Linked DNA regions of Homo sapiens: region 1 is linked to region 2. The links are chromatin contacts, found by Hi-C or POLR2A ChIA-PET in ENCODE. All regions are on one chromosome and are shown on one strand. The core of a region is the stretch at or near the end of the contact, and the rest is flanking DNA. Distances in the headings are between cores, read along the strand shown.

Evidence for each region. A loop is a pair of places that touch in the nucleus more often than their neighbours do. ChIA-PET counts read pairs that join two places held with the same protein, here RNA polymerase II (POLR2A). Pooled maps may share reads with other maps.
Region 1: a loop to region 2 is called in a pooled map, with 3 times the contacts of the local background. The contact joins the enhancer-like site here to the promoter of MRPS15 in region 2. A Hi-C loop is called at or near these places in 1 of 50 pooled maps. POLR2A ChIA-PET finds 5 or more read pairs at or near these places in 2 of 52 experiments (BJ and GM10248).

The regions. Positions count from the first base shown.
Region 1 is chr1:40,000,073-40,007,108 of GRCh38, forward strand. No RefSeq gene overlaps it. Among named protein-coding and RNA genes, the nearest start is that of CAP1, 37 kb to the right of the region's middle. RefSeq lists a silencer at 5,564-5,623. Within about 2 kb of position 3,244, at least 2 of the 41 ENCODE cell types and tissues checked have a DNase peak (open chromatin) inside an H3K27ac peak, as active enhancers do.
Region 2 is chr1:36,459,279-36,465,753 of GRCh38, forward strand. It overlaps MRPS15 (mitochondrial ribosomal protein S15), which reads right to left and starts at 5,106. Exons shown (of 8, transcript NM_031280.4): 1 at 4,868-5,106; 2 at 4,528-4,572; 3 at 2,810-2,885; 4 at 1,986-2,034; 5 at 1,414-1,498. The coding sequence starts at 4,997. RefSeq lists enhancers at 4,114-5,017, 4,413-5,612, 5,012-5,261, 5,018-5,919.

The DNA of each region.
Region 1 (7,036 bases), core at 1,994-4,493, 3.5 Mb after region 2:
ACTGGGAAGTGAGGAGCCCCTCAGCCCGGCCACCACCCCGTCTGGGAGGTGTGCCCAACAGCTCATTGAGAACGGGCCAGGATGACAATGGCGGCTTTGTGGAATAGAAAGGCGGGAAAGGTGGGGAAAAGATGGAGAAATCGGATGGTTGCCGTGTCTGTGTAGAAAGAAGTAGACATGGGAGACTTTTCATTTTGTTCTGCACTAAGAAAAATTCTTCTGCCTTGGGATCCTGTTGATCTGTGACCTTACCCCAACCCTGTGCTCTCTGAAACATGTGCTGTGTCCACTCAGGGTTAAATGGATTAAGGGCGGTGCAAGATGTGCTTTGTTAAACAGATGCTTGAAGGCAGCATGCTCGTTAAGAGTCATCACCAATCCCTAATCTCAAGTAATCAGGGACACAAACACTGCGGAAGGCCGCAGGGTCCTCTGCCTAGGAAAACAAAGGTTCACTTGTTTATCTGCTGACCTTCCCTCCACTATTGTCCCATGACCCTGCCAAATCCCCCTCTGTGAGAAACACCCAAGAATTATCAATAAAAAAATAAATTAAAAAAAAAAAAAAAAAAAGAGTATGAATGCTGAGGCCGGGTGCAGTGGCTCACGCTTGTAATCCCAGCACTTTGGGAGGCTGAGGTGGGCAGAACACCTGAGGTTGGGAGTTTGAGACCAGTCTGGCCAACATGGTGAAAACCCGTCTCTACTAAAAACACAAAAATTAGCCAGGTGTGGTGGTGCATGCCTGTAATCCCAGCTACTTGGGAGGCTGAGGCATGAGAATTGCTTGAACCTGGTAGGCAGAGGTTGCGGTGAGCTGAAATGGCGCCACCGCACTCCAGCCTGGGCAACAGAGTGAGACTCTGTCTCAAAAAAAAAAAAAGTATATGGATGCTGATGACATGAGATGGTTAGGACAGAAGATTTCTCATCCCGTAAGCAACCTGATAACCTCGTACCAGCCAAATGGAAGGCCACAGGAGCTTTGCATTTGCTGCTCCCTTCCCCTAGTTCTTCATGTCTCCTATTCCTGGTAATTGTCATAAAACCTAGGAAGAGGAACTGAAAGCTTGCTTTCAAACAGGTGGAGTCCTTTAAGAAAAAGAATACAACCGGGCACGGTGGCTCACGCCTGTAATCCCAGCACTTTGGGAGGCCGAGGCAGGTGGATCATCTGAGGTCAGGAGTTCGAGACCAGCCTGGCCAACATGGTGAAACCCCATCTCTACTAAAAAATACAAAAATTAGCCAGGCGTGTTGGCAGGCGCCTTAATCCCAGCTACTTGGGAGGCAGAGACAGGAGAATCATTTGAACTCGGGAGGCAGAGGTTGCAGTGAGCCAAGATAAAGCCATTGCACTCAAACCTGGGGGACAAGAGCAAGACTTCTCTCAAAAAAGAAGAGAAAAGAAAAAGAATACAAAAGTATGAATACAAAATTAGGTACAAGTTCTTGGAAAAGTGTTTTGCAAGTAAGGGTTCTTAAATTTTAAGCTTCCTTAGCTTCATGGTAAATATGCCTCTAAGCCTGCCTGAGATTTGGGAAACTTCTTTCTGCCTGCTTTATTTCTGGCCATCAGTCCTTCTGGAAGGCAATGTGGAAAAGGACCAAATTCCACCATATTAATTACTGCTGAATGGGTAGCATAACATCAGAGCAGGAAGCCTGGATCATCACAGAAACCAGCCTTTCACTAGCTCATTAAAGGTCAACTTTGAAATGAGAGAAACAAGTAGAAATAGCAAGAATCTATCCGGAAAACATCCGGGTTATTATGACTATTTTCTCAGCATTATGCTGATTGTTCAGAGGTTGTTTGTACTGTATTATGAAGTGTGGAAAAGAGCCAAGATGATTAGGCCAACCTCTGTTATTTATAAGTTCCCTTGGCAGTAAGATCTCCCTCCTTTTTTTAAAAAAAAAAATTAATTTGCTAGGGATGGAATATCACACCATTTTTAATGAGATGGCCCCTGGCTTGCTATAGTATAGCCAGGGATGACACAGAAGCTATGTTTTCCAGCTATCTTTTTTTTTTTTTGAGATGGAGTCTCGCTCTGTCACCCAGGCTAGATTGCAGTGGCTGATTTTGGCTCACTGCAACCTCGGCCTCCAGGGTTTAAGCAATTCTTCTGTCTCAGCCTCCTGAGTAGCTGGGATTACAGGCGCTGGCCATCACACCCAACTAAATTTCATATTTTTAGTAGAGACAAGGTTTTGCCATGTTGGCCAGGCTGGAAGCTGTCTTTTAAATTGACCTGTGACTATATATCTGATGTGATCTGATTTGTATTTTGAAAAGTTCCCCTAGCTGTTGTGTGGAGAGCTGATAGTGGGGACAAGAGTAAAAGCAGGCAAATGAGTTAAGGGGGTATTGCAGTGGTGTAGGCAGGAGATGATGTGGGTTTAGCGTTGGTAGGTGGGACTTCTGATAAGTGGTTGGATCCTGGATATCTTTTGAAGGGAGAGACAACAGGACTGCTAAAGAATTGAACGTGAGGTGGGTGGGGTGGGGGTTGAGAGATGGGAGGAAAAGAGGATTGAAGGTTGCTTCCTAGAGTTTGGCCTGACCTAGTAGATGAAATTACAGAAAAAAGGAAGATGGCTGGGCGCAGTGGCTCATGCCTGTGATCCCAGCCCTTTGGGAGGCCGAGACGGGAGGATCACTTGAGGTCAGGAGTTCGAGACCAGCCTGGCTAACATGGTAAAACCCCATCTCTACTAAAAATACAAAAAATTAGCTGAGTGTGGTGGCACACGGCTGTAATCCTAGCTACTCGGGAGGCTGAGGTAGGAGAATCGCTTGAACCCAGGAGGTGGAGGTTGCAGTGAGCCAAGATTGTGCCATTTCACTCTAGCCTGGGCGACAAGAGCAAAACTCCATCTCAAAAAAAAAAAAAAAAAAGAGAAAGAATAAAGAAAAATGGAAGATGAGGGTAAACACATGTTTGAAAAAGACAATTGAGAATTCTTTTTTTTTAAAGTGAAATAGTTTACTAAATTGATTGAGTCTAATTCAAGAATTCTTTTTTGATCATGAAATTGACCAGGTCTATGACTCCACAGTCTAAGGGATACCTATTCTAAACAATGTAAATTTTCAAGTCAATCACTAAAATAGTCATCAATTAAATACTAAGCTCTATAAATGCCAATGCAAATGATATATTCACAGAAATAAATTTTATTTCTATTACCCTGACATAGAGAAAGCCATGTCGAGTCAGTGTTATAACTAGGTCAGCATAACCAAATTCCACTTCCTCTGGAGACTTTCAAGGCTTAAAAATAACATATAAGAAGAAGTAAAACTCAAATAACCACTGTATTTGTGGGCCAAGCAATAATATGTAAAATGCAACTCTTGAGGTTTCATTATCAACAGTAGACAATTCTGAATGATAATCTTAAATGGGCAAGTCTGATATATCTTCATTAATCAATTAATTTCTTTATTTTTGTAACTATCTCATATGCAAGCAAAAAATGCACTCAACTCCTTCCAAAAGGAGACAATTCATGTCCGGTTATGGCATTCATCCCTTCCCTGGTTACATTCATTCATTCAACACACATGTAATGAATGCCTACTATGTACCAGCCACAGTGCTAGTTTATGGGAACACAATTATGAGCAAGACAATCTATGAAGCTCGTAGTCTAGTTGGAGAGACAGAAAAGTAAACACACAGAACATTCAATTCAACATCTGCTGACTATATAATCTGAAGATGTTCTTGTAATAAATATTTAGAAATGCTGGCCAGACTGGGCACAGTGGCTCACGTCTGTAATCCCAACACCTGGGGAGGCCAAGGCGGGTGGATCGCCTGAGGTCACGAGTTTGAGACCAGCCTGGCCAATATGGCGAAACCCCTTCTCTACTAAAAATACAAAAATTAGCCGGATGTGGTGGCAGGTGCCTGTAATCTCAGCTACTTGGGAGGCTGAGGCAGGAGAGTTGGTTGAACCTGGGAGGTGGAGGTTGTGGTGAGCTGAGATGGCGCCACTGCACTCCAGCCTGGGCTACAAGAGTGAGACTCCACCTCAAAAAAAAAAAAAAAAAAAAAAAAAAGAAAGAAAGAAAGAAAAAGAAATGCTGGCCAAAATTTAAAGAAATGTAGAATGAAGTTGGAAGAAAAAAAACATCTCCAGGGTCCAGAGTGAAGAAAGAGCTGAAACCAGACAGATAAATAGTTTACTAAAGTGATAGAAACTGATCAACTTAGAGCAGAAGATGTAGCTATGCTGGGGAAGGGCTATAATTCCAACAATCTAAAATATTCTAGGATATACCTAATATGGGAGGGGACTACACAAAGGCATGGATCAAGAGGTGAGAGTCATTTGGTGCTACCTTGAAGGCTGAGTTCCACAACCTACCTGGCAAAGCGCTAAACCAACTGATGTGCTGGCCAATCAATGGCAAGACAATGTGATTGGGTGGGGGATGAGAGAAGTCATAAGTACCATGATCAGTTCCATGAATGAGGACTGTAGCTTCTACCAGTATTCCTTCCTTGCTGTGTCATGGATATTTTTTCTCCTTTATTGAGGTATAACTTACTTATAGTAATATGCAGAAAGTCAGATATATTTTTAAAGTAATTTTCTTTCTCTTTTCTCTTAGAATCGTGTGGTATGGGTTGATGATGGTTAAATTTGTAATTTAGTACACAAATTGTAAACTATAGAGAGGGGTCATGATGGAACTAGGAAAGAAATAAATGAACATGGGTTGTCTCCTTTTAGAAGGAGTTGAGTGTATCTTTTGTTTGCATCTGAGATAATTATGTTAGGCAGAGGCATTTAAAAAATTGTATATGGCATTTTAAAAAGTGGGAAGACGTTGCTTGGCAACCCATGGTTGGAATGCAGAGGACATCTGTTGTTTTTCTCTATCAGCATTCTACCTCTTTCTCTGGAGAACACCCCCTCCCCCACTACACACTGGTTTGGTGGGGCTGTCAATCATTGTTCAATGCCCTTCCTTAGTCAGGGGATGATACTCAATCCCAGCTAGATCAACTGGAAGTGATTTCTCTGGAAGAAAATTTTAGTGGGAGACAGGAAGACAGAAAACTTGAAGCTGATTCATTTTCGGGCAGTATCCTGAAGGGATTTCCTATGAGTTTCTGTTACCTGCATGTCCAGAACTGCCTTGATTCCTGTATATCTTGATACTTGGCTGTTCGCACGGTTCTTTTTTTTTTTTCCAAATTGTCTTTTGACTCTGTGAATTTTCACATTTTCTTTCAATAAATTCCTTTATGTTCTTTTTTAAGTTAATCAGAGTTGGCTTCTGTTGCTTGTGGCCAAATAATTTTAATTAGTACTTAATCTCTTGGCATTAGCTCAATTAAGAGGGTCCCATTGCAAAGAGGACCCAAAAATGAGATAATATTTAGTGATTCAGTATTTTCAACAAATGCATATTGCAATTTTCTCCTCAGGCATAACTCCACAGTATCTGAATTGGAAAAGGTTTTAGAAAGGGTACCAGTAATTCCTGACACATTGTATTCAGGACCACTATCTGAGGTATGGCCTCACAGGTTTTGCACTACAAAAAACTCCTGGAAGTGAAACTTACACAGGTTATGGTGTGAATGGTGCTATTGGTACTGTGCAGTGAAGTGTCCTGTTACATTCAGTCCCTATTGCTGAATTTGGCTTTTTGTGCTAGCCTCATGCAGCTTCCTCCTCTTGAATTTTCTCTCAAACCCACAGTTGAGTTCCCTGCAATCAGTCAGGGCTGTACCAGCCCATCAGATCAATTTGTATGTGTCTGAATCAGATGGTGGACAGAGATCAAGACTTTGTTTCTCAAGAAGTTCCTAGAAAATCAGTGGATATACTGAATGTAGAAAATCAGTGGATACACTGAATGTTTGTGTACTTCCCAAATTCATATGTTGAAACGGTAACCCACAGTGGCGGTATATGGAGATGAGGCCTCTAAGGAAGTAACTAAGGTTAAATGAAGTCATAAGTATGGGGCCCTATCTGATAGGATTAGTGTCCTTATAAGAGACACTAGAGGACTACCTCCACCCCTATTCATTCATGCATCGAGGAATGGCCATGTAAGAACATAAAGGTGGTTGTCTGCAAGCCAGAAAATGAGCCCCTACCAGGAACAAAATTGGTTGGCACCTTGATCTCAGGGTTTCAAGCCTCTAGAACTATAGGACAATACCTTTCTGTTGTTTAAGCCGTTCATTCTGCATTATTTTCTTATGGCAGCTTAAGCAGGCTAGACAGATTTAAATAGATATGTAGAGGTGGAGAGAAGGGTATTATTGGATTCACTCATCAAAAGCACTGACTCTGAAGTTATGTTCAATCTAGCCATCTTGCTACATAAAGAAGTGGAAATTAATTGATTGGGCATTTGTCGAGGGAAGGATAGACAGATGAATAAAAGATATGGGACAGGAAAGAACTGAATTTTGCTGTATTTTATGTTTTCTTTAACATATAATCCATTAATATCTTGTTATTGAAGCAAGGTAATTATTACACCACCAGCACCACACACACATACATAAACACATGAGCGTTAAAGTCATTAGGAAAATGCAAATTAAAACCACAATGAAATGTCACCCCACACCCACTAGGATGGCTACAATTTAAAAAAAAAAAAACAGACAATAACAAGTGTTGGAGAGATTGTGGAGAAATTGAAACCCCCATACGTTGATGGTAGGGATGTAAAATGGTGCAGCCACTGTGGAAAATAGTTGGCACTTCCTCAAAATGTTAAACATAGAATTTCCATAAGGCCCATACGACCCAGTCATTCTTTATTATTATTTTATTATTCTTATTTTTTTGAGACAGAATTTCCCTCTGTCGCCCAGGCTGGAGCGCAGTGATGTGATCTCGGCTCACTGCAACCTCTGCCACCCAGAGGTTCAAGCAATTCTCATGCCTCAGCCCCCCATGTAGCCAGGATTTCAGGCAAGCACCACTATGCCCAGCTAATTTTAGTATTTTTAGTAGAGATGGGGTTTTGCATGTTGGCCAGGCT
Region 2 (6,475 bases), core at 3,856-6,355:
AGCTACTTGGGAGCCTGAGGTAGGAGAATTGCTGGAGCCCCAGAAGTTGCGCTGTAGTGAGCCATGATCACACCTGCCACTGACTGCATTCCAGCCTGAGTGACAGAGTGAGATCCGGTCTCAAAAAAAAAAAAAAAAAAAAAGAATCAAAACTTGTGCTTAAAGACGACCCCAGTAACCACCTTGCCAGTCCAGGCCATTTGTTCCTGCCAACCTGGGGATTTCAGTAGTGATAATGCAGAAACAGGTGAGGAAAGATAAGCAGGCCTTTTGTGGCTGAGCTGGTCCCTAGCCCAGGGCTTTAGCAGGGCAAGGGAAGCTGAAACTCATCTTCTCAAAAGAGGCTATGGAGGACCCTTGAGTCCAGTTCTCAATGGGGTTTTAGTATCCAAGATGAACTCACCAGACTTTAATCCCTGGCAGAGGGAGAAGAAAAGAATGAAGGGAGAAGAATGAAGGCAGGAGGGTGGAAGAGGAGGAGGAGGCTATAATATAGGCCAATGGCAAAGGAGAGAAAGTGTGCAGATCCTCTGCAGGTCCACTAGTCTACCTCACTTGCTCTCAGTGGGCAATGAAGAGAAACTGCACCCAGAGAGAGGGGGAAATGGTGGTGCTTTTCACTCACATCTAATGAGGACTACTGCCAGTTCTAGCCTGAACCAAAGTAGCAACATTATTCCCTTGGGAATGCACCATGGTGTCTGTCTGGCACAAGAGGGTTCAAAATGTTGGTCTTATTTTTTTATTTTCGAGACGGAGTCTCGCTCTGTTGCCCAGGCGAGAGTGCAGTGGCGCGATCTCGGCTCACTGCAAGCTCCGCCTCCCAGGTTCACGCCATTCTCCTGCCTCAGCCCCAGTAGCTAGGACTACAGGCGCCCGCCACCATGCCCGGCTAATTTTTTGTATTTTTAGTAGAGACGGGGTTTCACCGTGTTAGCCAGGATGGTCTTGATCTCCTGACCTTGTGATCCACCTGCTTGGCCTCCCAAAGTGCTGGGATTACAGGCGTGAGCCACCGCGCCTGGCCTAGTCTTACTATTATTATCACACATCGTGAGCTTTAGTTTCCAAGGTGTGTTTACATCCCCTAGCTGCCTCTCACAATGCTGCCATGAGGTGGGTAACATTACCTCTGCTCTGCTCTCCCTTATTCCCCCATTTCCAGATGAGGAAGCAGGGGCTCCAAGAGAGGGTTGGTGACTTACCCAAGCTCACACAGTGGTACAAGGTCCAACTGGGTGTTGACTCCAGCATCAGAGCTTGGGATACAGGGTCCAATTTTCATTGCCCTAGGTCCTTCATGTCTCTCCCTTTCCCCAGCCCATGTGCATGTGCTTGTAGACAAGAGCCCTAGATCAGGTCCCAGCTAGCAGGCTTCCCTACACCCCCACTCCCCAAGGGTCCCCGACCAACTTCGAGCCTCCAGGGATCTGGTGTCCTCTGGGTTTGCAACAATCTTCTTCATAAACTGTTCTTGCTTGATTTTTAGCATCTCCTTCTGTTGAAGACAGAGACAGAGAAAATCTGTGGAGTCTGCCACCCTCTAAGAACTAGCCCTCCTCCCCCCAAGGGCCCTGGCTACAGTTATAGCAACTAGGGCCATAAGGCTCAGGGCCTGACTTCACTCTGCTCACTGTGGCCTTGACCAACCACATGGCTATCCACATCCAGGTGAGCCCAAAGCCAAAGCCACTGACAGAGGAAATGACTTGTTGCATGAATGTCCCCAAAGCTTGCTCATTCATTTATGCTCATTCATTCATTCACTGAGCACCTGTTTGTCAGGTGCTAGGGGTATGGTGGGGGAACAAAAGTGTCCCTGCCCTGAAGATGCTCTGTCTAGGGATATTGACAAATGGAGGCAGAATGACAGTGGGCTAAGTGCTGTGACTGGAGAAGCATGAGATGCGGGGTGCTAATCAGGGTAGAAGGGAGTCCCAGAGGAGAAGACTGCGGGAGGCTGAGGCTTGGCAGAGGCTGCTCACCTTGTTGGCCATTTCCAAAGACAAGAGTCTTTTCACGACATCATCAACCCTGTGGATAAACCACAGCAATGAGACAGACATTGGGGGAGAAGAGAGGAAAGCAATGCTGGTTTCATTTTAGTTTGAAAAGCAAAGATGATTGAAAAATTCCTTCTGTAGCAAATGAATCTCCCTGGAGGTGGGGAGCCATTTCCCAGGGATTAAAAGTCAGTGTGGATCTGGCTTGCTGGGCTGAAACTACAGAAACTGGGGCTGTCAGCTCGACTGTTCCGGTCTCATCACAGGGAGGGCAAGGAGAGGATTTCCATTTTAGCTACAACATGGTTCAATCTGTTTTGAGACATTTCAAGTTAAATTGCACAGTGGGAGGGACTGACCAGCTCCCACCACACTGCATAGGAGCTGAGCAGAGGGCCTCTGGCTTTGGTGTCAGTCAGCCCTGGATTCAAACTCTAGCTCTGCCCTTTAGAACTGTATGACACTGGACAGCTTGAAAATCTATAAAATGGGGACATACAGCTTTTGTGAGGAACAAGAGATGAGAGATTTCTACAAAGACCTGTGAAGTATGTTAGCTCCTTGGAATCTAGTGGTACAGGGTGTTCATCTAGAGTACAAAAAAACCCCCAAGTAGCCGAGCTCCATGAGTGCCATCTGCCTTGCTGACCACCCACCCTCACCACACCTGGACACCTGGGCCCCTGCCTCCTTCTAGATCAAGCTTCAGCTACAGCAAGCCAAGTCTCAAAGCCACTGTCTTTCCCCACTCCCCGACAATCCTCCCAGGGCCCCCTGCCTCCTCTACTAGGTTTCTTCCTGCTTACTTCTCAATTCCAGGGACATTCTGGTAGTCTTTGAGCAGCGTAGAGGGAGGTGGGTCATCATCCAGCCTAGACTGGGCTGTCAAGTAAATATGGGGATAGAAAACACCCAGAGTCAACTCTCGCTGCCCACCCTCCCAGACCTGGCTCTTTTCACCCACTCTCCAACTCCAGAAGGGACATTCAGGGTCTCAAGCAAAGCACTGGATATCTCTCGGCTCAGTTTCTCCTTTGCAAACTCCGTGGGCACCTGCTTTGATATTTCATGTTGCGAGTAGGTGGCTTTTCCCAAGACCCTACACTGTGCCTGCACCTTTCACACACCTATCTGGCTCTACAGTTCTCAGATCCCCCACTAGGATGGGTCCTCCTGTGGATAGGACAGAGTTTGACTCCCTTGGAATCCACCATAGTCTGGCCCATGGCTCAGCCTAGACTAGGCACTCAACAAACACTTGCTGGCTGACTGCATGTATGAATTAAGGGGGTTGAGGAAAGGCAGCTAGCTGTACGATGCCTGAAATGTAAGCACCAAGTAGAGATCACAGGAAAACCTCAGTCTTGGTGTGTGCACCCCTGCTATCCCTTGGAGATGAGGAAGAGGCATAGAGTAGATGGACTTATCCTCTCCAGTCAGACCCTGCTATGCAAATAACATTAATGGGCCTCTTCTGTCTGTAACAGCTCAAGTTGATTCTGATAGGGAGGCAGAAAAGAATTATATTAAAAATATATTAATAGCAATAAATTCTACTTATTTTATTTTTTGTAGAGACTGGGTCTTGCTATGTTGCCCAGGCTGGTCTTGAACTCCTGGCCTCAAGTGATCCTCCAGCCTTGGCCTCCCAAAATGTTGGGGCCATGTCCAGCCAATAATTTCTTTCTTTTTTGTTTTTTTGAGATGGAGTCTCGCTCTGTCACCCAGGCTGGAGTGCAGTGGCACGATCGGCTCACTGCAACCTCCACCTCCCAGGTTCAAGCGATTCTCCTGCCTCAGCCTCCTGAGTAGCTGGGATTACAGGCGCGCGCTACCACACCTGGCTAATTTTTTTCTGTATTTTTAGTAGAGACGAGGTTTCACCATGTTGGCCAGGCTGGTCTCGAACTCCTGAACTCAAGTGATCTGCCCACCTTGGCCTCCCAAAGTGTTGGGATTACAGGCGTAAGCCACCGCGTCCGGCCCCAGATAATAAATTCTAATATATACTATCAATATATTTAATTGAGCACAGCGTTAAGGGTGCTTTTCGTGTATTATCGCTGAATCCTAACAATCCTTGCAAATGGATACTTTCACACTCATTTTAGAAATAAGAATCAGAGAGAGGAAGTACCTTGCCCCATATCATTTACCTAATAAGAAGGATCTTAACTACTATGCATACTGAGTTGCAATGGGAAATTACATCCTGCATCTCAGAAGCGCAGACACAAAGTGCCATACTCTAGGTAGGCCTGGGTGGTGCCAGCCATGCACTCCCTCTGGGAAGCTCATTTTCACTCATTCACCTGGAAAGCTCCTGCTCCCGCCCTTCACACCCCTCTGTCCCCATACAGGCTGCAGGCCTAGGGCTTTGTGTAAGGTGGACGTGGGGTCTTTTGCTCAGGACCTCTGGCTCACCTCATCTAGTGGCTCTAATTCGCCACATCGGTCCCCTTACCCACCCCAGCCTTCCAGGAGGTCTCTCTTCCGCCCCAAGTCCCACCTTAGGAACTCCTACCTGGTTTCCGGACGACATATCCGCGCGCGGCCTGGAGGAGGAGACCTACGCAGAAAAGAGAGGGCTGAGGACCATCTCCTTAAATAGCCCACCCCTCAGTTCCTTTCTGTGCCCCTCGCATTGCCCGTCCGCCACGGTCTATGCGCTTCTGAACCTAACCGCTGCCCCATTTCTTCCCTACCCCTTGTCTCTCACATCTTGTTTCACCTCTTGCGCAACCACCGCCCTTTCCCCCTTATCCTGACCGCTGTATATCTCCCCTACTCCTGTGCTTCCTTATTCCCTATCTTCGCCGAACCCTGTTTCCCTACGCCCGCCGTCCCATTTCTCAGCTCCTCACTTCGAGGCTGCAGGCCCCACTGGTTGAAAGGAAACTTGGCGCTCCCACCGCCCGGCAGCCCGGGTACTAGGACCTGGGTAACTGCCCGGGTCCGAATCAAACTCAGCGTCCTCCACGCGACCCTCAGCATGGTGACCTCTAACCCCCGCGGGGCCCGCGCCGCGGCCGCCGTTCGCTTTGCGGCACGGACCGGGTTACATGGGCGCCGCCATGCTGGCCCAGGATCGACCAATCGAGGCAGTTGCAATACCGGAGCAGACGAAGACCGAGAGAATGGATTAGGTGGCGTGACTCTGATGACGCAACGCACGGGGCGGAGCTCAGAGACCGGGTTCCCGCTGCGCGTGATCGGGCCGTGGTGGTTGTGTGCCCACGTTTAGCAGCGTGCTGGGGTGCTGTATAAATTCTAAAATGCCACTTTTTGGAGGGCATGCGTTCCGTCCTTAATCTCATTCCTGGCCCTCGGGCCAGGGTTATTTTGGGAGGTCCATGGCGCCTGCGGTAGCCTTCTACCCCCAACCCAATCCCCTCTCCACCCCACCTCACCCCTCCCTTAGACAAGGATGGGACCGTGTAAGAACTACTACTGGGTTTCAGCCATGTCTCTGGCAGCCTCGTAGCCTGGAGACTAAAGTCGCTGAGTTTGGAATCGCACAGTCCTGGTCTGGAATCCTAACTCAGCCATTTACTCAACATGTGATCTTGTGGGCAAGTCACTTAACCTATGTGGGCCCTGTAGGGATAGTAATAACAATATCTCTCTTTTAGGTTGTTGAGAGGATTAACTGAGTTGTATGCAGACCACCTGGTATATAGTGAGCATTTAGTAAATCTTTACGGTGACGTTATTTGTGAAATGAGTGGTGTAAGGGTGGATACAAATTAGAAGAAAAAGAAAATTTAATTTTCCCTGGCGCAAAAAGGGAAAAGACTCCTTCCCCTCACTTTTCTGAGAGCATTTACTTTAGAAAACTTGTAATTGTGAATACTTTCTCTACTGCTTTGCGATGAATGTAAATCTTCTTAAAAGGTAAATAAACCTCTTGCCAGTTTTACAACCCCGGAATGTTTTTCTCAAGGACCTGGGGGCCAACCCTTTGAAATGTAATAATTAAGGAAGATAGTGCTCTCTCTCAGTTCCTGTGGGAGGGTAGGAGCCTAACTTCAGTTGGTGCCTAGCTCTTAGTTGCAACCTACCCTTTGTTATAAAGATAGGGGAAATCGATTTTTCCTTTGGATAAAGGCAATTAGCAGACACAGGTGGCTTCCCACTTACCAGGTAAATTTAGAGTGAGGTGCAGCCAAGTCCTCTTGCTTGAGGACCAGTTATTGTTTATCTTGAGAAAATGGATACAGTAAGTTGTATTCACTTTGCTACATAAAAGAGTAAGATTTTTGTCTCTTTGCAGTCTCTTTAGTGGATCACCAGTGTATCACATTCCGGTTTAATGCTTATTCAATAATAACACTGTTTTCTTTCTTTTCTACCCTTGTGAAGAGGTTTTCTGCGTTGGCAGGGGATTTTGTCTTTAATTTTATTTCCCCAACAGGGGTTAGTTTTTCCAAAGTCTCTTCACCGTGTCCCACCGCACTGTCACTCCCCCCGTG